2 separate regions of the Homo sapiens genome follow, and region 2 is linked to region 1. Evidence: chromatin contacts called from ENCODE Hi-C or POLR2A ChIA-PET data. All regions are on one chromosome and are shown on one strand. The core of a region is the stretch at or near the end of the contact, and the rest is flanking DNA. Distances in the headings are between cores, read along the strand shown. Region 1 holds the start of UGGT2 (UDP-glucose glycoprotein glucosyltransferase 2). Region 2 holds the start of ABCC4 (ATP binding cassette subfamily C member 4 (PEL blood group)).

Evidence for each region. A loop is a pair of places that touch in the nucleus more often than their neighbours do. ChIA-PET counts read pairs that join two places held with the same protein, here RNA polymerase II (POLR2A). Pooled maps may share reads with other maps.
Region 2: a pooled map shows a loop between it and region 1 (5-fold over the local background). The contact joins the promoter of ABCC4 here to the promoter of UGGT2 in region 1. A Hi-C loop is called at or near these places in 1 of 37 single-sample maps with no recorded cell type and 6 of 50 pooled maps. POLR2A ChIA-PET finds 5 or more read pairs at or near these places in 1 of 52 experiments (GM12878).

What each region holds. Positions count from the first base shown.
Region 1 is chr13:96,051,016-96,054,900 of GRCh38, reverse strand. UGGT2 (UDP-glucose glycoprotein glucosyltransferase 2) reads left to right here and starts at 1,500. Exons shown (of 39, transcript NM_020121.4): 1 at 1,500-1,746. The coding sequence starts at 1,589. RefSeq lists an enhancer at 1,239-1,738.
Region 2 is chr13:95,299,870-95,303,674 of GRCh38, reverse strand. ABCC4 (ATP binding cassette subfamily C member 4 (PEL blood group)) reads left to right here and starts at 2,224. Exons shown (of 31, transcript NM_005845.5): 1 at 2,224-2,434. The coding sequence starts at 2,361. It overlaps LOC102724149 (a long non-coding RNA gene), which reads right to left and starts at 2,724. Exons shown (of 3, transcript XR_429273.4): 1 at 2,412-2,724; 2 at 1,349-1,729. RefSeq lists silencers at 1,719-1,778, 1,959-2,018, 2,049-2,688 and an enhancer at 1,505-2,279.

The DNA of each region.
Region 1 (3,885 bases), core at 251-2,750:
GGAGAGAAAAAAAGCAATGAATCCGTGCATCCGCTAAACTCTTTTACCATATATTTTACTCTGACAAAACAACTATCACGTATTGGCCTTTTGTTTGTTTGTTTTTTTGAGACACGGTCTCCCTCTTTCGCCCAGGTTGGAGGGCAGTGGCGCAATCACCGTTTTCTGCAGCCTCTACCTCCTCGGCTTAAGCTACCTTCCCGCCTCGACCTTCCAAAGTGCTGGGACTACAGGCGTGAGCCACCATGCTCAGGCTTATTGGCACTTTTCTGTGCACTTTTAAATGTAATCCTCTAAATCACTCTTCTCCACCTTTCCTGTGCATAGGAATCACCTGTGGTTCCCGTTAAATTGGAGATCTTGATTCATTAGGTCTGGGGCGGGGCCTGAGCTTCTGCATTTCCATTGAGCTCACAGCTGAAGCCTACCCTGGACCACACCTTCCAATGGAAAAGGCTCCAGTGTGATTTCTAGCCACTAGTATTATCTGCGAACTTGGGAGAAATAAAATGCAAGTTCTCGGCCCCCGCAAGGGCTCTACTGAATCCGAAACACTGTGGGGAGGCCCACCACTCTGCAGTGTTTTAACAAGCAAGTGGTTAAAGTTTGAGAGCCACCCGTAAGTCACGGGTTTCCTAACATGATTGGACACTGGAATCACCTGCGGATTTTTTTTTTTTTTTTTTTTTTGAGACGGAGTCTCGCTCTGTTGCCCAGGCTGGAGTGCAGTGGCGGGATCTCGGCTCACTGCAAGCTCCGCCTCCTGGGTTCACGCCATTCTCCTGCCTCAGCCTCCCAAGTAGCTGGGACTACAGGCGCCCGCCACTACGCCCGGCTAATTTTTTGTATTTTTAGTAGAGACGGGGTTTCACCGTTTTAGCCAGGATGGTCTCGATCTCCTGACCTCGTGATCCGCCCGCCTCGGCCTCCCAAAGTGCTGGGATTACAGGCGTGAGCCACCGCGCCCGGCCTGCGGATTTTAACTAATACTACTGATGCCGCATCTCACCCCCCCTCCCGAGATTCTCAGGTACGGGGCGTGGCCTTGGCGGCGGCCTTATAAAAGCTCTCCCAGGTGATTCCAACCTGTAGTAACACTTGAGAACTGCGTGAGGTGGGGACTTCAACTTTAACTGGACTTATTTTCCTCCTATGTAAAAGGTGGACAATATGCAAGTGGTCCTGACTTTGCTTCCAGATTTTGGCAACTCCAGAGCCCTAGTTCGGTCTGGAGAGCCAGCTTCCCGCCCCGTGTCCTAAGGCCTCTGTCCGAGAACCCAAAGTCCTGGGAATGGACCCGCGGGAGCGGACCCGCGGGAGCATCTGTGACGCCGCTCAGCAACCCGGCGCCGCCCCGGCGGCTCCGACGTGGCCCAGTGTCCGGCTGGCGTGGGCTCTCCAGGCCGCACCCACTAAACCGCGCCGGAGCGGGACACGCATGCGCCGGTCTGGACCCGGCACCCAGTAACGGACTCGAGCTCCTCCCACCGGAAGTGGGCAGCCGCGCAGCGGGAAGAGCCGGCCGAAGCGTGGCGGCCACAGACTGTGGGTACCGGGTCCGAGGGACTCGCGCTTTTCTCTCCGTGCCATGGCGCCAGCGAAAGCCACGAACGTGGTGCGGCTGCTACTAGGCTCCACAGCGCTGTGGCTTTCGCAGCTCGGCTCCGGGACGGTCGCCGCGTCCAAGTCGGTGACTGCCCACTTGGCCGCGAAGTGGCCCGAGACCCCGCTGCTGCTGGAGGCAAGGTGGGTGCGGGCCGGGCCCTCGTCCGGGCGGGTGTGGGCGCGCTGCCACCCTCAGCCGCGCTTTCTTCGTGCTCGCAGCGGGTGTCTGGCTCCCACCCGGGTTCTCCAGACGCCCCCGCTCTGGCCCTGAGCATCACCACCTCCTTCCTTCCCGACCCGGGGCGGCTTCTCGGTTCCCGTGCAGCACTCACTTGCAGTTCCTTTCCCCCTCAGTCTTACTTTACCTACGATTTTTAAAGCTTCCCTGCCCTGCTTTAATACGTTGGGATGTATTAGCATTTACGCGTGGCACTTAACGCAAGAGCTTCTACTGGGGTAGGCAGTTCTGTTCAGACAGTGCTTAAAGTACCTAGTTTCGTAATGATGACATCATACCATCAGCTCCTAGGCTTACTATGGGGAGGGCAGCTTCCTGCAAGGTAATATTTTTCCTGTATCTCTTCCAACGGAATTAGTTCATGACCTGTCATTTACTCTGCAGAACAAAACTTGTAGCTATTGCATTTTGCCCTTTAGTATTCTAGTTGAGTAAAATTAGAAAGTTCTTTCTCTTAGCAAAAATGAAGTTTTACACCAATGACTTAATGGCTGTTCACCACAGCAACAGTGTGTGTCCCTAAAAAGAGACTCCATGACTCCACATAAGTTCATGTATTTGATGCTAAAAGTTCTTTTTTTTTTTCATTTCTATAGTTTATTGGGGAACAGGTGGTGTTTGGTTACATGAGTAAGTTCTTTAGTGGTGATTTCTGAGATTTTGGTACACCCATCACCCCATCAGTATATACACTGCACCCAATTTGTAGTCTTTTATCCCTCACTCCCTTCTCAACCTTTCCCCCGAGTCCCCGAAGTCCATTGTGTCAATCTTATGCCTTTGCATCCTCATAGCTTAGTTCCCACATATCAGTGAGAACATACTATATTTGGTTTTCCATTTCTGACTTACTTCACTTAGAATAATAGTCTCTAATCTCATCCAGGTTGCTGTGAATGCCATTAATTGATTCCTTTTTATGGCTGAGTAGTGTTCCATCATATATATGCCACAGTTTATCCACTCGTTGATTGATGGGTATTTGGATTGGTTCCACATTTTTGCACTTGTGAATTGTGCTGCTATAAACATACTTGTGCAACTATCTTTTTCATGACTTCTTTTCCTCTGGGTAGATACCTAGTAGTGGGATTGCTGGATCAAATGGTAGATCTACTCTTAGTACTTTGAGGACTCCCCACACTGTTTTCCATAGTGGTTATACTAGTTTACATTCCCACCAGCAGTGTAGAAGTGTTCCCTGTTCGCTGCATCCACGCCAACATCTATTATTTATTTTTATTTTTTTATTATGGCCATTCTTGCAGGAGTAAGGTGGTATCGCATTGTGGTTTTGATTTGTGTTTCCCTGATCATTAGTATGTTGAGCATTTTTTCATGTTAGCCATTTATATATCTTTTGAGAATTGTCTATTCATGTCCTTAGCCCACTTTTTGATGGGACTGTTTTTTTTTTCCTGCTGATTTGAGTTCCTTGTAGATTCTGGATATTAATCCTTTTTCAGATGTATAGATTGTGAAGATTTTCTCCCGTTTTGTGGGTTGTCTGTTTACTCTGCTGACTATTCCTTTTGCCGTGCAAAAGCTGTTTAGTTTAATTAAGTCCCAGCTATTTTTTTTATTATTATACTTTAAGTTCTAGGGTACATGTGCACAACGTGCAGGTACATAGATATACATGTGCCATGTTGGTGTGCTGCACCCATTAACTCATCATTTACATTAGGTGTATCTCCTAATGCTATCCCCCGCTCCCCCAACCCCACAACAGGCCCTGGTGTGTGATGTTCCCCATTGTGTGTCCAAGTATTCTCATTGTTCAGTTCCCACCTATGAGTGAGAACATGAGGTGTTTGGTTTTCTATCCTTGTGATAGTTTGCTGAGAATGATGGTTTCCAGCTGCATGCATGTCCCTACAAAGGACATGAACTCATCCTTTTTTATGGCTGCATAGTATTCCGTGGTGTATATGTGCCACATTTTCTTAATCCAGTCTATCATTGACGGACATTTGGGTTGGTTCCAAGTCTTTGCTATTGTGAATAGTGCCGCAATAAACATGTGTGTGCATGTGTCTTTA
Region 2 (3,805 bases), core at 975-3,474, 750 kb after region 1:
GCTGGAGTGCAGTGGGATGATCTCGGCTCACTGCAACCTCCGCCTCCTGGGTTCAAGTGATTCTTCTGCCTGAGGTTCCTGAGTAGCTGGGATTACAGGCATCCACCACCACACCCAGATAATTTTTTGTATTTTTAGTAGAGATGGGGTTTCACCATGTTGGCCAGGCTGGTCTCGAACTCCTGACGTCAGGTGATTCACCTGCCTCAGCCTCCCAGAGTGCTAGGATTATAGGCGTGAGCCATTGTGCCCAGCCCAGTGGGCACCTTCTTAACTCCTTGTAGCCTGGAACTCCTGGGCTAAAGCCATCCTCCTGTCTCAGCCTCTCGAGTAGCTGGGACTACAAGGGTACGCCACCACACCTGGGCTAATTTTTAAAACTTTTGGTAGAGACAGAGCCTCACTATGCTGGCTAGCCTGTGCTTGACTTTTAAATATGTGTTTGTGTAAGGCTTTCTTTAAAAGCTATTAACTATACTATTTTAGCAAATATACATGGGAAATTATCAAGGAACAATAAAATGATCTTGTTCCAAGCACCATGAACTTGGAGCCTTTCATTTTTTTTCATTCAGGGTGGATATGAAGAGCAGCTGCTGACCTTGTTAAGGTAGCCACAGAAATGACTGAAGACTTAGAGGTGGGAGTACACAAGCTTGGAACAAGATTTTGTTCATTCATTCCTACAGCCATTCAACCAGCATATTCTGGGCACTTCTCATGCACACTGGCCATCCACCAGGGAGACAGGCCATGCTTAGACATAGGCTTATTGCAAATCATGTTTTATCCTTTCTTGGCTCTAAGACTGGACAAGTTCTGCCTTTCAGCTTCACCTTCCTCATCTATAAAGTAAGGATAACCTTGAATGGGGCACTGATAGAATTAAAAGTGAGATAATTGGTCGGGCGTGGTGGTACATGCCTGTAATCCTAGCACTTTGGGAGGCCACGGTGGGAGGATCACTTGAGCCTAGGAGTTTGAGACCAGCCTGGGCAACAAAGTGAGAAATTATCAAGGAACAATAAAATGATCTTATTACAAAGAAAACCAAATTCTCAAACATGCATGAAATATGAAGAAAATAAACCTCCATGACAATCATTTGGCTTCAAAAATTATCAGTATTTGAACTTGGAGCCTTTGATTTTGATTTTTGCATCTCTACAAAAATTACAAAATATGAGCCGGGTGTGGTGGCGGGTGCCTGTAGTCCTAGCTACTTAAACTGAGTTGGGAGGATTGCTTGAGCCCTGGGAGGTCGAGGGTGCAATGAGCCATAATCGTGACACTGTGTGTGAGACTGCCACACACACACACACACACACACACTAGTGAGGCTACGCACTCAGAAATGCACATGAACATCACTGGTATTCTGGAACCCACGTGTCGTTTGCCACTGTTATCTGTTAGGCTTTAGGGCTTGACGACAGAAATCATCAGGCAGTCTCTCTTTCCTCTTATATTCCTTTCCCAATCTAAGGGGGCAGCAAAAAGCTCAGAGGTCCACCGTAGCATGCAACATGTGAGATGCCTAAAGCCCGCCCCCATCGACGACAGCATTCATCCATCTCCCGAATTCATCTGGGTCATACTCTCGAGTTACCCGGCTTTCTTGAGGTCTTGCAGCTCTACAAGGATAATCTGTGGCTAAACTTTGCTGTCGTCCAAGGTCAAATGTTTGGCTCACAGGTTGAAGAGCCTCCCATGGCACCGTCGTTTGGTCCTGAGAAGGGAAAGGCGCCCAGGGGGCGGGCTGCTAGAGCACGAGGCAGCTGTCTCCCAGTCTTCCCAAACCCGTAGCCGAGGGGGCGTTTCTGCGGCGCAGGGGCGGGCACAGCCGACGCCTCCCTGCTCCACCTTCTGTGTCGGCGCCTAGACTCGGATAGTGAATTTCGGAAAGTTTCACTCGGGTTCGTGCACGTGGGCACCTCCGGACCCGGCCTCCTTGCCGCGCGCTCTGCTACCCTCTCCATCCAGCGGCGCAGGCGGCCCTCGCCTCACCCCTGGGCGTAGCTCTGGGCTCCCTTTGGCGTCGCCAGCTTCGCCTCCTCCCGCCGCGTCTCCTCCCGCCGCGTCACCCGTCGGTCCCGGCCGCGCTCGCACGCGGTGCGCAGCTCCCGGGCTCCAGGCGGCGGCGCGTAGCGGGCGCCCCCGAGGCGGCGGGCCTGAGAGGCGGGGACGGGGCGTGCCGCCGGCGCCCGGCTCCCGGAAGCGGCTGCTTCACAGGCTCCAGCCGAGCGGACAGGCGTGGCGGCCGGAGCCCCAGCATCCCTGCTTGAGGTCCAGGAGCGGAGCCCGCGGCCACCGCCGCCTGATCAGCGCGACCCCGGCCCGCGCCCGCCCCGCCCGGCAAGATGCTGCCCGTGTACCAGGAGGTGAAGCCCAACCCGCTGCAGGACGCGAACCTCTGCTCACGCGTGTTCTTCTGGTGAGTGTCCCCGCCCGAAACAGGTCACCCTGCAGCCGCTGGCGCCGCGGACGCACTCTCCCGGGGCCGCGCCCGATGCTGCCCAAGCCCTCTGCGGCTGGGGGCGAGGGGAGCGCTTTCCTACGCCACGCGGTCCACGCCGGGGCTTTCTGCTGCGGGTGGCGCCGCCCCCACGCCGGCCGCGTGGTCCCTGCCTGCGCCCCGGGGCGCGGCGCAGGGGGACGCGGGGACGCGGGGCCAGTGGCTTTGCTACTGGAGGCCCTGCGGGCCCTTAGGGCTCGGGGGAGGAGGAGCAGGAGGTGGGGAGGCGGGGAACCCAGGCTGCCGAAAGGGGGAGTCTCTTGCCCAGCGGGAGAAGCGACTGCACCCCTTACACGCCCACCCTTCGCTGGCTCCCGCCTCCTGCTCTGGGACTCGCAGTCTCCTGAACTCAAACGCACCTTTTCCTTTCTTTTTAAGTAAGCAGCTTACGAACAGTTTCCTTTATCTGATCTCAGCCAAAGCCTAATTAGTGTCCTGGACCTATGCCATCTCCCAGTAGTGTCCCCACCCCTTCCGATATTCCTTACGAGACAGCTCGATCCAACTCCACGTCCCGTTGTACCTCTCTGTGTCCCGGTGTCTCTGTATCTTTTGTCTCAGTGACCAGGGCTCTCCTTTTGCCTCTTTGTGGGAATCTCACTGTGTGTCCATGTGGGTCGTGGTACCTAGTTATGGCAAGTTTCATGTGGGTAAAATAACACTATTATTATTTTTCATTTATGAATGGGGACCCTGTTCTTGAACAAGATTTTCCAGGATTTGCTTTTAACTGGGACATGCACCGCCACGACTGGAGTCTGTCTTTGACCAGCTTCTTTCCCCTGTTTCCAATACTTTCACTTCCACGTAGGAGGACAGCTCGGAGGTGGGGTCCCTGGAATCGCTAACCTTCAGAGAGGTGATCCATGGTCTTGATGCAGGTGGTTCCTACCAGGAGTTCTACCTTCTTAAAACCACCCCAGGGCTCCTGAGCTGGGAGGGCCCACAGCCCTACCCATTTTGTGCAAGGAAACAAACGGAGAAAGACTCGGGTGACAGTAGTAACTAAAATTTCCATCTTGGCCTGGCGCGGTGGCTCACGCCTGTATCCCTGCACTTTGGGAGGCAGAGGTGGGTGGATCACGAGGTCAGGAGTTCGAGACCAGCCTGGCTGACATGGTGAAACCCCGTCTCTACTAAAAATACAAAAATTAGCCGGGTGTGGTGGAGCACGCCTGTAATCCCAGCTACTCAGGAGGCTGAGGCAGGGGAATTGCTTGAACCCAGTAGGCGGAGGTTGCAGTGAGCTGAGATCGCCCCACTGTACTCCAGCCTGGGTGACAGAGTGAG